Linked DNA regions of Homo sapiens: region 2 is linked to region 1. The links are chromatin loops, found by intact Hi-C in ENCODE. Cell type or tissue: MCF 10A. All regions are shown on one strand. Links, peaks and the distances in the headings refer to the core of each region. The heading gives the core; the rest is flanking DNA.

Evidence for each region. A loop is a pair of places that touch in the nucleus more often than their neighbours do. Peaks named below come from ENCODE experiments on the same cell type or tissue, not always from the same donor. Only the 100,000 strongest peaks of a DNase experiment are listed, where the experiment ranks them.
Region 2: it touches region 1 in a loop (1.8-fold over the local background); 2 of 110 quality-filtered maps call a loop at or near these places.

What each region holds. Positions count from the first base shown.
Region 1 is chr17:71,408,148-71,417,139 of GRCh38, forward strand. No RefSeq gene overlaps it. Among named protein-coding and RNA genes, the nearest start is that of CASC17, 210 kb to the left of the region's middle. In MCF 10A, for the core only: no CTCF peak of the experiment used is centred there; DNase peaks (open chromatin) are centred at 1,834 and 4,894.
Region 2 is chr17:71,180,346-71,189,337 of GRCh38, forward strand. CASC17 (cancer susceptibility 17) reads right to left here. Exons shown (of 4, transcript NR_104152.1): 2 at 5,251-5,310. Among named protein-coding and RNA genes, the nearest start is that of CASC17, 17 kb to the right of the region's middle. In MCF 10A, for the core only: no CTCF peak of the experiment used is centred there; a DNase peak (open chromatin) is centred at 4,566.

The DNA.
Region 1 (8,992 bases), core at 378-8,377:
GGCCAGCTGGCAGCCCCCAGCAACTGATTCCCAGACAAGTCTCTGCCGGCAACTTGTCACGTGGTGATGGGATGATTCTGTCAGGCCCACGCAGCTATGCAGGAAAATAAAATTGTCATAATAAGATGCTGGCTTCTTGGCAACTCGACCCTAGTTCTGGGGTAGAGGTTGGCAGTCATCCTCCTTAGAGACTGAGATGTTCTAACTATGATCAAATGTTTAGATATTTTTTAAAGCTGCTTCTTTGTCCCAAGGAAGATTTTGTTCTCTCATGCCAATGCTAGCACCTTACTAATGATTTTCAGATATATTTTCTAACCTAGAGATATCAACTAAGACTTGGTCTTGCTCTCTCAGCACAAAACATTTGCAACTCGGTTTGGGGGTTTCAACAAAGTGCCACTTAAACTTGACAGGCAAAGTTTCCAATATGGCTATTTCTTAGGAGGGAATTGGCATGGTAGAAAAACCTATGACTTTGGGGTTAGACTGAGCTGAGCTTTAATCCAAGTTCTCCATTCAAGTAGGGATTGAGCAACATAGCTAAATACTAGCTTGGGAGTCTAGCTTTGCCCATTAATAAAATGGTAAGAAAAACAACTATTTTTGGACCATTGTCAAGATTAGCAGAATGTGAAGATGAGCTATTTGACACATAGTAGGCACTCAGTAAATGTCCATTAATTATTAATGCCATCACTATTATTTTTCTATAAACCCTCCAATAACTATTGGGTTCTTTTTAATTCTCAGCTCTATGCTTCCCATTTTAAAAATGATTCTATTTTCTGTATTTTTAGTAGAGAAGAGGTTTCACCGTGTTAGCCAGAATGGTCTCGATCTCCTGACCTCGTGATCCACCCGTCTCGGCCTCCGAAAATCAGCTGGGCGTGGTGGTGGGCGCCTGTAGTCCCAGCTACTCGGGAGGCTGAGGCAAGAGAATGGCGTGAACCCGGGAGGCGGAGCTTGCAGTGAGCCAAGATCGCGCCACTGCACTCCAGCCTGGGTGACAGAGCAAGACTCCGTCTCCAAAAAAAAAAAAAAAAAAAAGATTGCATTTTCTAAATTGAATATACCAAAGTAAACACTTAAAGCAAAGCAAAGCAACCTATTTCTGCATTGCTCTTTTCCCTACCATGTCAACTTATGACTATAACTTGCTATGGTTAATTATTTAGCTGTGTCTGTGCTCTGTCTCAAGTTAAAAGTTAAGTCCCTCTAGGGAAGGAACTATGTATTTACCACTTTGTGTATTTTTCACTTCCTCACTGTACTAGAAATTACTAGTCTTAGTAGAGGTCTCAGAATATTCACTGACATGCTTCTGGGTCATAATCAAACATTTAGGGAGGAATATTACTCAATTTAAGTAAAAATATTTAAGTTGAATTACCAATAGGATCTATAACTTTCAGAGTATCCTGCATCTACGGTTTTAAACTCAGGTGGAGACTAATTTATAAAAAATAAGGATAAAGTATAAAAACAATAAAAATAAATAGATAAATAAACAAATAAAAGTCATGGATGACAGTTTTTAGCATTTATATTTTAGGGACAGAGTCCAATATGCTACTATAATATACCTCCATGTGTATCCCTGTTCAAAAGCTTATTGCTAATTAAAATAAACATTAGATTCCTGAGGTTTACTGAAAATTTTATTGCATTAAAAAAAAGCAAGTGTATGTGAGATGGTAAAAAAAAAAAAGAGCAAGAGAGAGATAAAAGTTAATTAATAGAATCTGGCCTTCTTCCAAAATATACTCTGAGTTTGAGGTATTTGGGATTGGGTAATTTAGGTTGGTTGGTATGTGAAAAACATCTGTCATGATGAGTCTTGCTATAATATGCGACTCACTGGGAAGGCACGGCACCATCTTCATCATCACGATGGGCTTCAAATATGTGCCACTTTCGGCATGACACCATTAAGTGTCTGGGTCCTTATTGGGCAATATTCTGTATTGATTATAATATGTTTTACCTTCTGAGGTTGGCTTGGAAAGTTGAATGGTAAGCAAAGTCATTAGTTGCCCTTGGAGTTGATTTATATCTCCATTGGGAGGTAGTTTTTCCACCACTTTTTCTTAAATGGAGTTGGGTTTGGAGTACCCTATCTGGTACTATTTATAATCTATTAGTCCCCATTTACTACAGGGTCTGGAACTAATTGCACATAAAAATTCCCAACTAGTTTCTGAATCAAAATAGTTATTTTTATGGCTAGAGCCAGGTTTTCCAAAGGGTGTACCATGAAATACTAGTGCCATAAGATGCTCCCCAAAAAGAATTTTATTGTTCAAATAAATTTGAGGGAAAACAGTCCATTGATGCTCTCTTTTGTTGGTATATTGCTAGATTTTGGGGTCCACAATAGCAGAATCAGTGTAAACATTATTATCGTTGAAGCAACTAGCATAATGACCAGCAAATAGAAGACATGTAAAAATATTATCGATAAATTAATGAACACTTAAACAATTCTGCAGTAAAGAAAGCACTTAGCTTTGCTCATTTAAACATTTCCCAATTTGTAACAGTCATGGAACCATTTTTTCGCATAAAAAACATTATAAACAGCTTATCTTCCAAAGAACATCTTGTAGGGAACTCTTGTCTAGAGTATTAAACACATTCATTAAAATAATTTTATGTATACATTCACTCATTCAATGTTCATGTTTTAGTACCTACTAAGTTCTATGTTCCGGGAACATATTAACAAAACATAAGCTCTGCCATTATTGATCTTTTAGACTACTAGGAGAAATATGACAGAGTCTTGTTTTTAAAACAAGGCAACATGTAGTAAGTGTCATATGAGAAGTGGGAATACGAAGATTACAAAGTGAGAAATGAACAAAAAATATCCACATTTGGATATCCTCCTCATGATATAAAATTTAAGAAGTAGTGTTCATTTGTATGATTTATGAAAGGTTATTTCTCACACTGCAAAGGTCAAGAAAGTACCACAAAATAATGAAATGCTCTCACTGTAAGACAAAAAGGAGTAGTGGAGACTGTTTAAAAAGTTTATGCTCAGCCGGGCTTGGTGGCTCCTGCCTGTAATCCCAGCACTTTGGGAGACCGAGGCAGGCAGATCGCCTGAGGTCAGGAGTTCGAGATCAGGCTGGCCAACATAGTGAAACCATGTCTCTACTAAAAATACAAAAAATTAGCCAAGTGTGGTGGCAGGCGCCTGTAATCCCAGCTACTCGGGAGTCTGAGGCAGAAGAATCGCTTGAAACCGAGAGGCGGAGGTTGCAGGGAGCCAAGATCATGCCATTGCACTCCAGCCTGGGCAACAAGAGTGAAACTCCATCTCAAAAAAAAAAAAGAAAAAAAAAGTTCATGCTCTGTTCTCACTCATAAGTGAGAGTTGAACAATGAGAACACATGGACACAGGATGGGGGACTTCACACACTGGGGCCTGTTGGGTTGGGGGAAAGGGAGGGAGAGCATTAGGACAAATACCTAATGCATGCGGGGCTTAAAACCTAGATGACAGGTTGGTGAGTGCAGCAAACCACCATGGCACATTTATACCTACGTAAAAAACCTGCATGTTCTGTCTATGTATCCCAAAACTTAAAGTAAAATAAATAAATAAATAAAATACCTATAAAAAAGTTCACACTCATATTAAAGGACGCAGTTGGCAAATGGATAGAACTAACTATTATCATGGACTTCATGCTGGCAAGTCTTCTGATCTGTTATGAGAAGTCACAAATCTGGATTTTGATCTACAATATTCTCATTATATCCTTATTTATTTTACATATCAACAAAGCTGACTCCATTACACACATATACCTATATACTTGTAAGGTAGATTAAATAGACACATTAACCTTTTTTTCAAAAATTATGCTAAAATTACAATAATGCATTTTTTTTTTTAAATACGTGAGCCTTGAGGATGTACAAAATTGGTGAAGGACGATAGTTGAAATGTTGTGGAAGCTGGTAAGGGGATGGCCCAGTGGTAATGGATTTAGCTGACCCAAGAAAGCAAAATCCCAAGCTTGGAATGAGGAAAGCTAAATTCTCTCAGAATTTTCAAAAAAGCTCAGTCAGTGGTATCTCATACCTCTGCAACTCGGGGAGAAGGCAGGATGGCTAACATCAGAAGGGCTGAGAAGCTGATGGAGACATATTGAGAGATCCCCACCTGTCCACTGTAACACATTCTGAGCAAACTGTTCTTCCCTACACGTTTGATACTATAGATTGGTCCCGTGGCTAGTATAAAATCGAGGGTCTGTGGATTGCAGGATGGCAGACAAGGATGAGAATGTGGATACTGTAAAGAATGAAAACAAGGGATTAAGCAGCCACATGCATCCTGAATCTTAAAAGGAATCACCCTGCACCCCAGCCTTCTTTCCCCATTTGGCACCAAACAGATGGGTGACCCGATTGTTAATCTTCAGACAGGAAATTGGGAAAATGTTTTCCTGAAAATCTGACTAGTGTTCCCTTAGGATCCTGACATCAAGGGATCCCAAACCAATAGCTCCCCAAATTATTCTACAGTAAACCTAAGAGCAATTCCAACAGCATGACTCTAATTGGTGGATTAGTCTTCATAGAGCAGAAAGCCCCAAATCAACAGATAATTTTTTTTAAAGACTCTAACATAGAAGATAGTGGTCAAAATGAATAAAGAGAGGTGGAAGAGAAACTATACAGGAAAAAAACAAATTTTTCGAAGTGCGACTTATAAGTGGGACCTATAAGCCTCTGTAAGTGTAGACAGTGGAACATATTAACCCAGTGAAAAGACTTCTGCCAGATATTTTGTACGAGGCTCATACTGTAGTTGCACCAGGCATACCAGCTTGATGAGTCTTGGGTTACTCAAGCCTTACTCATGAGCTTGCCCGCTGATTTACCCAGAAAGAGATTTTGTAAACTCTCAGGGAACTGAAACCAGAGCTACTGCTCAGTTTATTTTCTCTGTGGACATCTCATGTAAGTCGTAGCAACATTACCCTATCCTTACACAGCCAGGATTGTGCTTGCTACTCAGGTACACAAACTGAACAGTAAATTGTTTAGATACATGCACAGGTGTACAAATTTAAAATCAAATAAGCAAGTAAGTGAATGATTATCCGAAAAGTCAGGATAGTGATTATTTCCAGAGGAAGGAGGGTGTATTAGATTCCTATGACCACTATTAAATAAATTACCACAAACTTAGTGACTTCAAGCAACATGAGTGTATTCTCTTATACTTCTAGAATTCAAGGGGTAAAATCAAGATATTGGCAGGGCTGTCTTTCTTCTGGAGGCATTATGAGAGAATCTGTTTCCTTTTTTTTTCTAGCTTCTAGAGGCCTTCTGAATTTTTTTTGGTTTATGGCTCATCATGACAACCTTTGGTTTCCTCATCATATCTTTCTTTTCTGACTCTGATTCCTCCCGCACCCTCATATGAGGATCTTTATGATTACTTTGAGCCCACTTGGTTAATCCAACATAATCTCCCCATCTCAAAGTTCTTACTTTAACCACAGCCGCGAAGTCCCTGTTGCCACCTGAGGTAACCTATTCACAGGTTCTGGGGATTAGGATAGAGACATCATTGAGGTGTCATTATTCTATCACAGAAGGGGATGCAATCTGGGAGAGTCACTTGGGGGTTTTTGGTTTAAGATAAGCTGCACAATGGATGGCAAGTGTTTATTTTGCTTTTTATCATTCAACTGTACATATATATTTTATATACATTCCTGCAAGTCACATGTTTCACAAAAATGGGCTACACGTGTTATATATATGGGTCAAGTTTAGCTCCTTGTGTCTAGTTAGCAAATTTAATCTAGGATAATACTTATGTTGCAGGTTTACAACAGTGAGAAAGATGATACAGAGATTACTTCCTGCTTTTCTCTCTGACACAACTGTCTTTTTTTTTTTTTTTTTGAGACAGAGTTTCACTCTGTCACCCAGGCTGGAGTGCAGTGGCGCATTATCACAGCTCACTGCATCCTCAACCTCTCACACTCAGATGATCCCCCCACCTCAGCCTCCTGAGTAGCTGGGACTACAGGCATGCACCACCACAGCCAACTAATTTTTGTAGATATGGGGGTTTCGCTATGTTGCTCAGGTTGGTCTCAAACTTCTAGGATCAAGATATCTGCCTGCTTCAGCCTCCCAAAGTGCTGGAATTACAGGCATGAGCCACCACGCCTGGCAGTGATTTCTTCTTAATTACAGCCTAATTTCCTTTGGACTTGAGGCTGTAAGCAAGAGCAATGTGTTTGTCTTTTAGAATGAAGTAGGGCAGTAGTATTAACAGTTTCATGTAATGGTCAATTGATATATGTCATTGTATTAGGCTCTTCTTGTATTGCTATAAAGAAATACCTGAGACTGGGTAATTTATAAAGAAAAGAGGTTTAATTAGTTCTTGGTTCTGCAGGCTGTATAGGAAGCATGGCACCTGCATATGCTTGCCTTCTGGGGAGTACTCAGGGAGGTTTTATTCATGACAGGAGGTAAAGCGGGAGCTTGCATGTCACATGGTGAAAGCAGGAGGGAGAGAGACAGAGAGAGAGAGAGAGAGAGAGAGAGAGAGTGAGTGGGGTGTCAGTCACACACTTTCAAACAACCATATCTTGCAAGAACTCACTCACTATCCCAAAGACAGCAGCAAGCCATGAGGGATCTGCCCCCATGATTCAGGCACCTCCCACCAGACCCCACCTCCAACTCTGTGGATTACATTTCAACATGAGATTTGGCTGGGGACATATATTCAAACTATATTAGTCATCAAAATGATAATTTGAATTTGATTTTGTTTGGTCTTAGAGGAGACATTCTTGAGGCTCATTTGAAAAAACCAATATCCCAGGTCATTCTAGACTATCTATCCTTTCCATATGTTTCAAGAACTTAACAGACTTTATACAAAAAGCCGAATATGGGGTCTAAGGAATATTTAGTTGCATGGTATATGACTAATTTTTCACCCCATGGGAGACAAAAGCGTATTCTTGGTCAGCCTCTTAGCATTTCCAGGGATCCATTTTTCTTTCCTTTCTTCCAAACTAATAAATTCTCCAGGAATGCTGAGAAACCTTCAGGCCTAAAGAATTTAGAAATTGTGGATGGTATACTGGTAAAAGCAATCAATAAAAAACTATAACATTAGAGTCTACTTGCAAAACAGGAGGAGTAGCAGGCAATCTCGACAGTGGAAATAGCCCAGGTAAACTTACATTCAATTGTAAATTGTTGAAGTGAGATACTCAACATATTGCATCTGGGAGGTTTCCCCTGAGTGTTGAATCTCCTCAAGTGATCAAACCCAAAATTTCTCTGGAAATAAAGTCAGAAATTGAATGATTTTGAAAAGGAATTTTCTTGCAGTGTTTGTCATTTTTTCCTAGTCTGGGTAAGTGGCATAAGGTAGAGAAAATTTAGAAAGAATAAAATGTTTTCAGTTATTACAAGAATGAAAATATCAATATTTTAAAATATCCAAACAAGTTGAAAGATTATTGTTGCTGTCACAAATTAGAGATGAGCAGCTGGGAAATATTGATTGTCAAATTTTCAAGTTTGGTATCTTTTCAAATATAAAATAATGTGTTTCCTAGGTGGTAGTTTAAACCATCCGAGTACATGGCTTCTTTAGAATTAACTTTAAAGGAGTTTTCTTTATTTTGGCCTAAGAGGTGATACTATCCCAGGCATCATAAAAGCATAGCATTTGAAATTTACCTTTTTAAAATGTAGATAGATTTGAACTAGAAAATAAAGAATTTGATTGAGATATGATTTCATTTGGATATTAGCAAGAAACATCAGCCAGAATGCTGTATTTGCATAGATCTGATGCCTTAAATTCAGGCTAACTTATCCTGTTACCAGCAAACAAAAGTCTCTGACATACTTGCCCTATGTGAAACAAATGCCCTGAGCTACTTCTTTGGCTTTGAACTCCATTACTGTGTGGTTCTGGTATCTTACCTTGGTTCTGATCTCATATTTGGTCCTGCTGTCATGTTTGGAGCTCAGGAGATCTGATCTTCTTGGTTTGGGACCCAAGTCACCCCTAACCCATGACCATAACTAGCTGCACCTTTTAATGGGGAGTGCTTCAGGCATCTCTACATCTCACAGTCTAGGCAAAACTCACTCCTGGTCATGAAAAGGAAGATATTCCCTTACCTTAGCCTAAAAGTCTCTTTTCAAGTCTTGATCTCCTGCTCTAGGATTGAAAAGCTGTCAACACTGTAGTAAGGTCTCTGAATCTCGTCAAGATAAAACACTGGTGCATTCCATAAAGTCAAGTTTGTTGTCGTCGTTGTCCTATTTTGGTTTTGGTTTTCATTTTAACTTGCACTGAACATGGGTTATGATCAGCCAAGTCCAAGCTGAACTACTATGAAGTTTAGCCTAGTTCTTTTTCAGTGTTTTTTATCAGTCATTCACAGACTCTTGGGAATTACTTAAAATCTTTATTTTCTAAACAACTCGCAAGGGAAGAGAATAGGTAAAAGGAACAGAAAAGAATCAATGAATCAAATACTTTTAGATGGTTTTGGATTAAATATGGTTTAGAACTTTCTTTACTGCTGGATATTTGAGAATATATAACATGCTTTGTGCCTTTGAATAGCCACATTAGTTCAATCTTGTTTATAGTTTTCCTAATGTAAATTTTGAAGCAGGTGTGTGTGTGTGTTTGTGTGTATGTGCATGTATTTGTGTGTCTCTGTGTGTGTGTGTGTGTGACAGAAAAAGAGAGAAAGAGAGAGTATGAATGATATATTGGGAATTTTTGTTTTTAATAGAAATCTAATGTAAATGTTAGCCCAAGAATATTGTAAGTCTTTGCCTGCAATCTCAAAATAACAGTGACAAAATTTCAATGGATTCAGCAAATTAAATTACTAAAGAAGAAAATCTAAACTGCTTCTCCTGAAGTAGCTCCTGAGCAACTTTCCCAGAATAATGTAT
Region 2 (8,992 bases), core at 577-8,576, 230 kb before region 1:
TGAATGACCATATTGATCCTAGGTAGCCAAAAAGATTATAAAATTCAATGACTTGTTCCCTTGTACTGAACAGAGCTATCAACAAATGTCCACTCTAGCTAACAGCGAACCCCTTCTGCCTGCAGGGTAATAAATGAATAGGACACTAATTCAATGTGTGATTGACCAAGAGCAAAGCAACAGAGGTACCTGTCTGTGATTTTCATCATTGCTGGGCTGAGTCAGCCGTCACTGGTTTTGGCTTGAGGACCACATTTCACTTTAATATTTCTGAATCAGATTGGTGCTTCCTATCGGTTCTGCCTTAATGCTCCAGCTATCATCTCAATAGCTTATATAAAGTTAATTAAGGCTATCCGAAATGCAGCCTTTCCAGGACTGTATCTCTTGAGCCTCCATCAAAACTGCCTTGTCATAAAGTAGAAGAAACTAGCATGTTAATAAGAAGAAGAGAAATCTGTCCAACTTCTAATAGTCTTATGATTCACCCTCCAATGGCTCAGAGGCCTTTCTGGACAACAGTGATTGCCATCTGGTTTCTTTGGGGATGATAAATTCAGCAATAAACATGGCTTTGGTCCTCTGTCCCTGTAAACCCAAGACACAAATATTGTGAGTCAGATGTTCCCAGCCAACAACACAACGGCTCCTGGGCTCAAGTGCTCATTTGACACAGCCCATGCCACCCAACTTCAATTTTGCCTGGGCTACATTTCTTTTGGAGGCACTACAGATTTTTTTTTTTAACACACACACACGCACGCACACACACACACCATTTTTTTTCAAGGAGGCAGGGGCATCCAGCCAAATAAACTACGTTAAGCAGTGGGTTCCATTTTAGGTGTTGACAGTGTATAATAAATCCAGGCCTACCTAACATTTACAGGAACGTTATAAAATGAGTGAAATGGCATGAGCTGGTTGCCAGGCCAACCAGACAAACACAATAAACAGGCAGCAGTGACAGGAGTAAGTTACACCATCTCTCCGGTCTGAAATATATCACTTTACATTAGCCTTTGACCACTTTGAAAGCTCTTTGTTTTATATTTTTCAAAATGCTCTTTTACAGCATAGATTACCATTAAATCTTTTCAGATGAGGAAGTTTCTTTTTTTCCCCAAACTTGCATAGCTCTAGAAAGTGAACATTTATTTTTATTTTAACCCTAATTAAAAAATAAATTCAAGTCTTAGGAACAATGTTAAGGCTCAAATCCTGAAGGTCCCTTCTGGCAGATTAAAATGAAAAAAAAATCTCTAGACTAGAAAGAAAATAAACAATAACAGTAGTTAGTACACTTAGTTGGTTTAAAATGTTCTGTTAAAATAGCAACATTTTGCAGTGCTATTTAACTCTTTAAAAGTGAGTCTGAATTCTTAAGTACCTTTTCCTCTAATAGAGAATACATTTTAATATAAGCTTAGAGTTATAGAACATCATAGCAAAAGCATCTTAGAAATCTTTCAGCACAATTTCCCTACTTGACATAGAATAAAACAAAAATAGATGGGTTAGACTGAGTTTTTTAATTACTAAAGATAATGACATCTTATTTCTGTTATTTACCTATAAAAGTATTTATTTTTATTCCTTTAGTCAATATTCCTGTAAGTAAAAGATGCTCTATTGCACTTTGTACCTTGGGCAACAAAGTAAAGTAGAATAATTTAGAATTGTCCATATAAAATGAAATAAAACTACTATATTTGCAAAAGATATATAGATACCTTTAATACCCAGTTTAATCAAACTTGTTTGACCCATGCAAAATATGAGATTATTAACTATTCTTCCAAAAGTCATACTGTGAATAGGGTGACTGACGATCAGTCTGCCCAAAACATTTCAAGTTTTAGCCCTGAAAGTCCCATGTTTCTGAAAACCCTCAGCCCTGGGCAAACAGGGACAATTACTTATCTATTTGTGAAGGTAATTTACTTTATTCTCATTGTTTTATAAAATATTTCATAAAAGTGTGTTTGTAAATTATTCTGAGGAAAATTTTGCCATTACTTCACTTGTTTATAATCAATAGACTCCACATATTTGAAATCTATTTTCTCCAGTGGGTGTGGTGTCTTTAGTATAAAAGACTTAGAATATGGTTAACTCATGCATCATGTTCAAGTTTTTAAATTGCAGCTATATCACTGAAAAATATTTCATGGCTGATAGAAAAAGTTATCCCAGTTTCCCATTGACTGATTGATCGTTTCTCTACTTGTCCTACCAGGACTTTGCTTTAAGGAAAACAATGTAGGATGTTAAAAAAAATAGAGAATGAGCAAAGGACAAGGTTAGAGGAAGCCTTCTGCCAGAACGTGGTTCTAACATAGCATACATTCGCAATTCTTCTTAAAAATGATACCAGGCATCTCCAAAATTGATTGATATTTTACTGTTAATTGGCACAGATTTTACTATATTGAGCTAAGAAAAGGCATTCTTCTCCCTTTCTATGAGCAGAATTGTATGTCAACTCTACAGATACTTCTTTAATAAGTTTTCTAATTCTATATTTTTGACATCTTATATGTCTACCTGTAGCTTGACATCCTAATCAATTACAGTTGGAGAAAATTAAGATTTTCTGATAAAAGTATTTCTGATAAAGAATAAACACATATAATTATCAGCCACAGTTCTTTACTCCATGTTGTTCCCACACCCTTTGCCATGTAACTTTGCAATTTCTTTCTTTAAGTAGGTGACGTCTATAGATTCTATTTGCTCACTCTGAATCCGTGACATGTTTCAGTCAATAGAATGCTATTGAAGTGATGGTTCACTAGTTCTGAGCCCAGGCCACAAGAGGTCACGTGCACTTCTACTTTTTCTACCTTTGCCATAAAAACATGCCTGGCTCTCCTGCTAGAGATTGAGCAAACAGGCCCAGTAGCTATCTTAGCCCTGGCTGACAGTCACTTAACTGCCAGATATGAAAGTGATCCCATCTGAGGCAAGGGATCCAGCCAGGTGAGTCCAGCCCAACTAAACCATCAACTCCAAGACTCACGATTTTGAAAATTCTTATCTTCTTTTGCCACACAGATTTGATATGATTTGCTATGTAGTATTGCTGTGACAATAGATAACTGGTATAAAACTGAAAGTAAAGTGCCTTCATAGGCGGCTGCTATAAAAATATACACTCTGTAAAGAGTTGTAAAGAGGTTTTTGTGTCAACACCTTCTAATAATCTTAGGGTTTGATTGCAATTTTACTGAAGTCCATACTCCAAGCCACCTAATGCTCACATGCTTCTCCCTAGCTGCTTGGTGACCCTGCTTCAGGTACTTATACCTCATAATGTACTCAAGCATGGCCATTATGTCCACAAAATAAAGATGGAACATACTGCCTTAGTGGTCATATTGCATTAGTGCATGGCAGTAGTTAGCCTCTTGATTTAAATAATGCACGGAGCCTATTTGAGGAGGTCCATGGTATATTTATATTTCAGTTCTAAAATATCCCAACTGGCTACCACAGCTAGAGCTAATTAATCAACTGGTTAGTTAATATGTTATTGCTAGAGCTGCATCTATGCCCAGCACGATAGCTATGTTTTAGGGATACTGATAGGTTTAACCATGCACACTGGAGAACTACTGCAAAAAGGTATCCTGTGCATACTTTAGCAAATTTAATTTCTACCACACTATTGCTAACTGGCAACTGTCTCTATTGATGTTATTCCATATACAGGATTCAGTGAATAGAGTTAAAATTTAAAACTTAAATTTTCTAACTTTGATTATGGTCAGAAGTCTAGCATAATAAGTGGTTATTAAAGGAATAAAATAATTAAGGAAAAATGTAAAGAAACAATTCTATGTCCTATAAGAGACATAACTTGCTTTAATAACTAGGCATGATGAAAAAATGTAGTAATAAAACATAGAAATAATGTTAGAAATAAAGTGTTAGAAGATAAGTATAAGAGAAAACATTTTTCGTTTCAATAAGGCCCAAGAGAACCCTTACAATCTACAAATAGAGATTCTCCTTGGACCACAAAAGGCAAGACTGTTAATCTTTCTGTAACTACCTTGACATCATTCTTACCATATCTTATGGCCATTTCCACTACATAGCTTCCAACTAAAAACAAAGGAACAAACAAAAACACTGTGTAAAACAGGTACAGATATTCTATTGAACAACCATGGTTATTGTCCTGACATCTACCTGCAGAAAATAATCAATCACCAAAGGGAATCGAAAAATGATAAGAAGGACAATATTGAATGTTACAGACTGTCCTGAAATATAGGAAACCTTATTTCCTTATCCCCAAGTTTAACAGTACTTCACTTAAAAGGTAAAAAAAAAAAAAAAAAAAAAAAAAAAAAGGCATACTAGTCTAAAATGTCTCAGCTACAGAAATTTCTAAATGATCCATCTTGGAGTAGCTGTCCACAGCTGAATAAAATTGCCTTAGTGCATGAATCACTCTTAGGTTTTATTCAGGTTCATTACTATGTGTTATTTCTCTCGGCTACCCTTCTCAATCCTTGCTCACCATGCTATTTGGAAATCTCTAAAGGAAGGGTGGGGTGAATCCCATGACTCCTGCTCTCTTGCCATTTTTAGCTGCCTGAAACCTTTCCTGGCTGCCAGAATTTATAGACTTGGGCTGAGTGGCCTTGCCAAATAACAAGCGTCTGGCTCATGAATCCCGAGGTGGACTCTTATTAAATGGAAACGTGTCCACTCCACCATATGAAAGCAAAGAAGGGGCTTGAAATGTCAATGTGTGAAAAGTCAAGGTTAATGGAGTGCAAGGTTTTTACAAGAGAACCGCCACCCTGCAATGACTAATTAAACCGAGTGAGGTCCAGATGGCAAGCATCTTTAAAGATGCCAATTATAGATTCAAATGTTTTTGTGTGACACTGTTTTCCTAGAAAGATTAAGTAGTAATGACGTCTTGCTTTCAGTGTGAGATATCACTTTATTCCATCAGTGATCTGGCCAATACCTGGCCTTGGCTGCACGTATTTACACAATTGATGCTACCTTCATAATATGAATGGGCGTAGAGCAGACACTTAAGTTAAATTTTAACTTAATTAAAATTTAAGCTATCTGTAGCCAACCTAGAAAAAGTGAGTGGATCTCTGGTCAAAAATGAAATTTTCTGTATTTGTATTACCACACTCCGGCATGATTACCTGGGCTCATTTTTGAACAATCATTTGGAAAAATCAATTTTGAACAATCATTTGAAAAAATACTTACCTTATGTCCACTGAAGTCTTGTAAGTTCTACCATCATAGCCACCTCCTCAGGGAAATGTCCTGAAATGATTCAAGGACACAAAAGATGAGAAGGAAATAAAACTTCCAAAAAATATGCAACCAAGCTGAATAAGGGCGAAAGACTTAAACCTGTTAGGGACAGGGGCAAATTTGAATGAGGTGAACCAAAATTCTTCCACTTTGGGATAGAGAAAAGTCAAATTAATCATTTTCCTCACCTACTGAGTCTCATATTTAGATAATTTGCGTGGGGGTATGAGATGGAGTCTCACTCTGTTGCCCAGGCTGGAGTGCAGTGGCATGATCTCTGCTCACTGCAACCTCCACCTCCTGGGTTCAAATGATTCTCTTGCCTCAACCTCCCAAGCAGCTGGGATTTCAGGCACCCACCACCAGATCTGGAAAATTTTTATATTTTTAGTAGAGACAGGGTTTCACCATGTTAACCAGGCTGGTCTTGAACTCCTGACCTCAAGTGATCTGCTTGCCTCGGCCTCCCAAAGTGCTGGGATTACAGGCATGAGCCACCGTGCCCAGCCTAGATAATAATTTTTAGCCTAATATTTCACTCTACAGTCCTGCACAAGATGATTCTGAAGATGCTTTTAAAGTATTCTGTGTTCAAAACACCGTAATAAATTCTGTATGAAACTGCATGTAAAGCGTCTCTTTACCACAGATGTCTCAGGTTCTCTACCTTACTATGGTGAACTCTGAGTTTTGAGGGAGGGATGAAATATTGTATACCTGCACATTAACAAACACACACACACACACACACACACACACACACACACACACACAGAGAGAGAGAGAGAGAGAGAAAGAGGGTTTTCAGACTTTGTTTTTAGATTTAACATTTTTTAATAAATGTAGATTGAGTACAATACTGAATAAGTAAGGTTAATGAGAAGAAGAAAGATGACAAAAGTCTGTCATTTAGGAGCATTAATCTGGCAAGGGAATCAGGATATTGTAGACAAAATTGGTAGAGCAATGAAATTAGCATTTTCTTCTCACTATCACCCTTACACAAGATGTTAAAAAAACAGAGTGGGGAAGGAGTCAAAAGGGAGACAGAGAGTCATTCAAGAGCAAACTTAATGGGTTTGTGGGACTTTCTGTAAGTCAGGAGCAAGAAACAAGTCAAAGATAATTCTGAGGTCTCTGGAGAAAAAAATATTAATAAACATTGGGATAGGTGAAATGAAGAGAAATCCACTTTCGCATTTGTGGAGTTTAAAGCTATGAAAATCTTTGAAGCTTTGAGTGTGAGAAAAATAACCTAGAGGGGCCGCTCATCTTTTAAAGTATGTTGGTAAAATGGTGACTGAGTCTAGCAAAAATCATGCACAATTCTTGAAGAGATAAGATTTGGTTTATGTGTTAGTCAGAGTTCTCTAGAGGGACAGAACTAATAGGATAGATGTATATCTAAAGGGGAGTGTATTAAGGAGTATTGACTCAGACGATCACAAGGTGAGGTCCCACAATAGGTCATCCGCAAGCTGAGGACCAAGGAAGACAGCCTGAGTCCCAAAACCCCAAAAGTAGGGAAGCTGACAGTGCAGCCTTCAGTCTGTGGTTGAAGGTCCAAGAGTCCCTTGGACCAAGTTGAAGAACTTGGAGTCAAATGTTCAAGGGCAGGAAGCATCCAGCACGGGATAAAAACGGAGGCCGGAAGGCTAAGCCAGTCTAGTCCTTCCACGCTCCTCTGCCTGCTTGTATCCTCGCAGCACTGGCAGCTGATTAGATGGTGCCCACCCTGACTGATGAGGGTGGGTCTGCGTTTCCCAGTCCGCTGACTCAAATGTTAATCTTTTTTGACAACACCCTCACAAACACACCCAGGAACAATACTTTGCATCCTTCAGTCCAATCAAGTTGATACAATATTAACCATCACAGATTAAAAGGAAGAAATTGAAGCCTTTTCATTCCAATAATAGACTTTTGGTGCTAGACTGTGTGATAAGAAAGCAGATAACAGAGATGACAGCTGAGAACAAGTTAAACTCCAAGAGCACCTAAATGAATCACATCTACAGGTCAAGGTATGTGTAAGTGTGAGTATGCATGTGTGACGTATAGTTGCCAAAGGGCCAGAGGAATCTTGAAAATGAGTTGACTTTTATGGACTATTAATACTTTTATGACTTTTATTGCTATTAACATGGTACTGATTTTGGTTAAGATTACTGGGTACTTGCTGAAGCCCAGAAGATATTTTCCATAGACAATTTTGATTAATTATCAAAAGAATCTTATGCAGGTACAACTTTCCCTTTATGAAATGATTTTATTAAGGTATAATGTATATACCTAAACATTTACCCATTTTAAATGTACGACTTAATGATTTTAGCAAATTTACTGCACTGTGTACAACCATCAGCATAATATATGGTTTTAGAACATTTTCATCACCCTGGTAAGATCATGCATGACCTTTATAATCAAGGTACATCCTCACTTCCAGCTCCAAGCAACCAATAACCTACTTTCTTTCTCTATACATTTTCAGCACGTACTATGTTATGCCCATTTTGCATCTGAGTAAATTTGACTTCGTTGTTCACCTAGTTCTGAATTAAATTTCCCTTATTAGCAAGCAGTATAGGAAACAGAATGTCTTTGAAAATCATGATAAAATTACAACAACAACAACAGCATGAAGTATATGATTCCAGAAACCTAATGTCTACAGCATGGGAGATATTTCTTGTGGTAAGTTAGTGTTTTCCATGTTCAAAAGAAATAAACCAAGAACTAAAAGATTGATGTGCCAGCCTACGAAGATGGATCCTATATGACATTGAGGGGGAATAAAAAGGCTTGGTACCAGTAAGAAAATAAGTGAGGTTTCACTGTTGGCTGAGCCTTTAGACACCACCAGCCTGGCTAGGTGAGTTTGTGGAAAACTGTCTTTGGTGGTCTCTGGGTGAAACCCTGATAGGCAATTGCATTTCAGAGACAGTCAGCATGGTCAGCTAGGGATTTGGATTTGTCCCACAGTTTGAAAGGGGGGCAGAAATTGACCACATGGAAATTGGCGTTCAGAGAAATTGCATCTGGAAGGCAAACTTTCCAGGCTGCTGAAGGCTTAAAATGTCAAATTGTTTGAAAAACAAACACCGTGACATAAGAGGTATATGCAATGAAATCTTCAAGATGTTCCCAGCAGAGCAGCATACAGTAGTTGGCTCAATGAACCTATACTCCAACCCCCAATACTGGCCTAATAACCAAAATAAGAAGTAGAAATGTTAACTGTGAGATTTAAGAATAGGATTTGAAAAACCAACCGCACAGGCTAGATTTGCCCTCAGCTCTTATCCACACAATAATTACTGGATGTTCTCTGTTAGGCTCAATCTTTTTGCAAATGACTCAGCCTCCTGCACCTGGTAAGTGTGCATTCCTAAACTCTGAAAGAGTCTACATATTCTATATAAATTGAAGATTAAGCCTCATGGATAATACAAAAATAGGGTTCAGGCAGAAGTGAAGAAATCTGTTCAAAATTACCTTGGGAAGGGACTATTCCTCAACGAGCTGATAATCCAGCCTGTAAAGTAGCAATTGGACATTCAAGATACAAATCAAGCTTGCAAGAAGAATGAGATAGCAAATCTTCAGGGAATTTAAAAAACACAGTCATAATCAGACTGTGTAAAGTATAAAAGTGAATACTTATTCACTCAGAAGATATTTGTGGTTC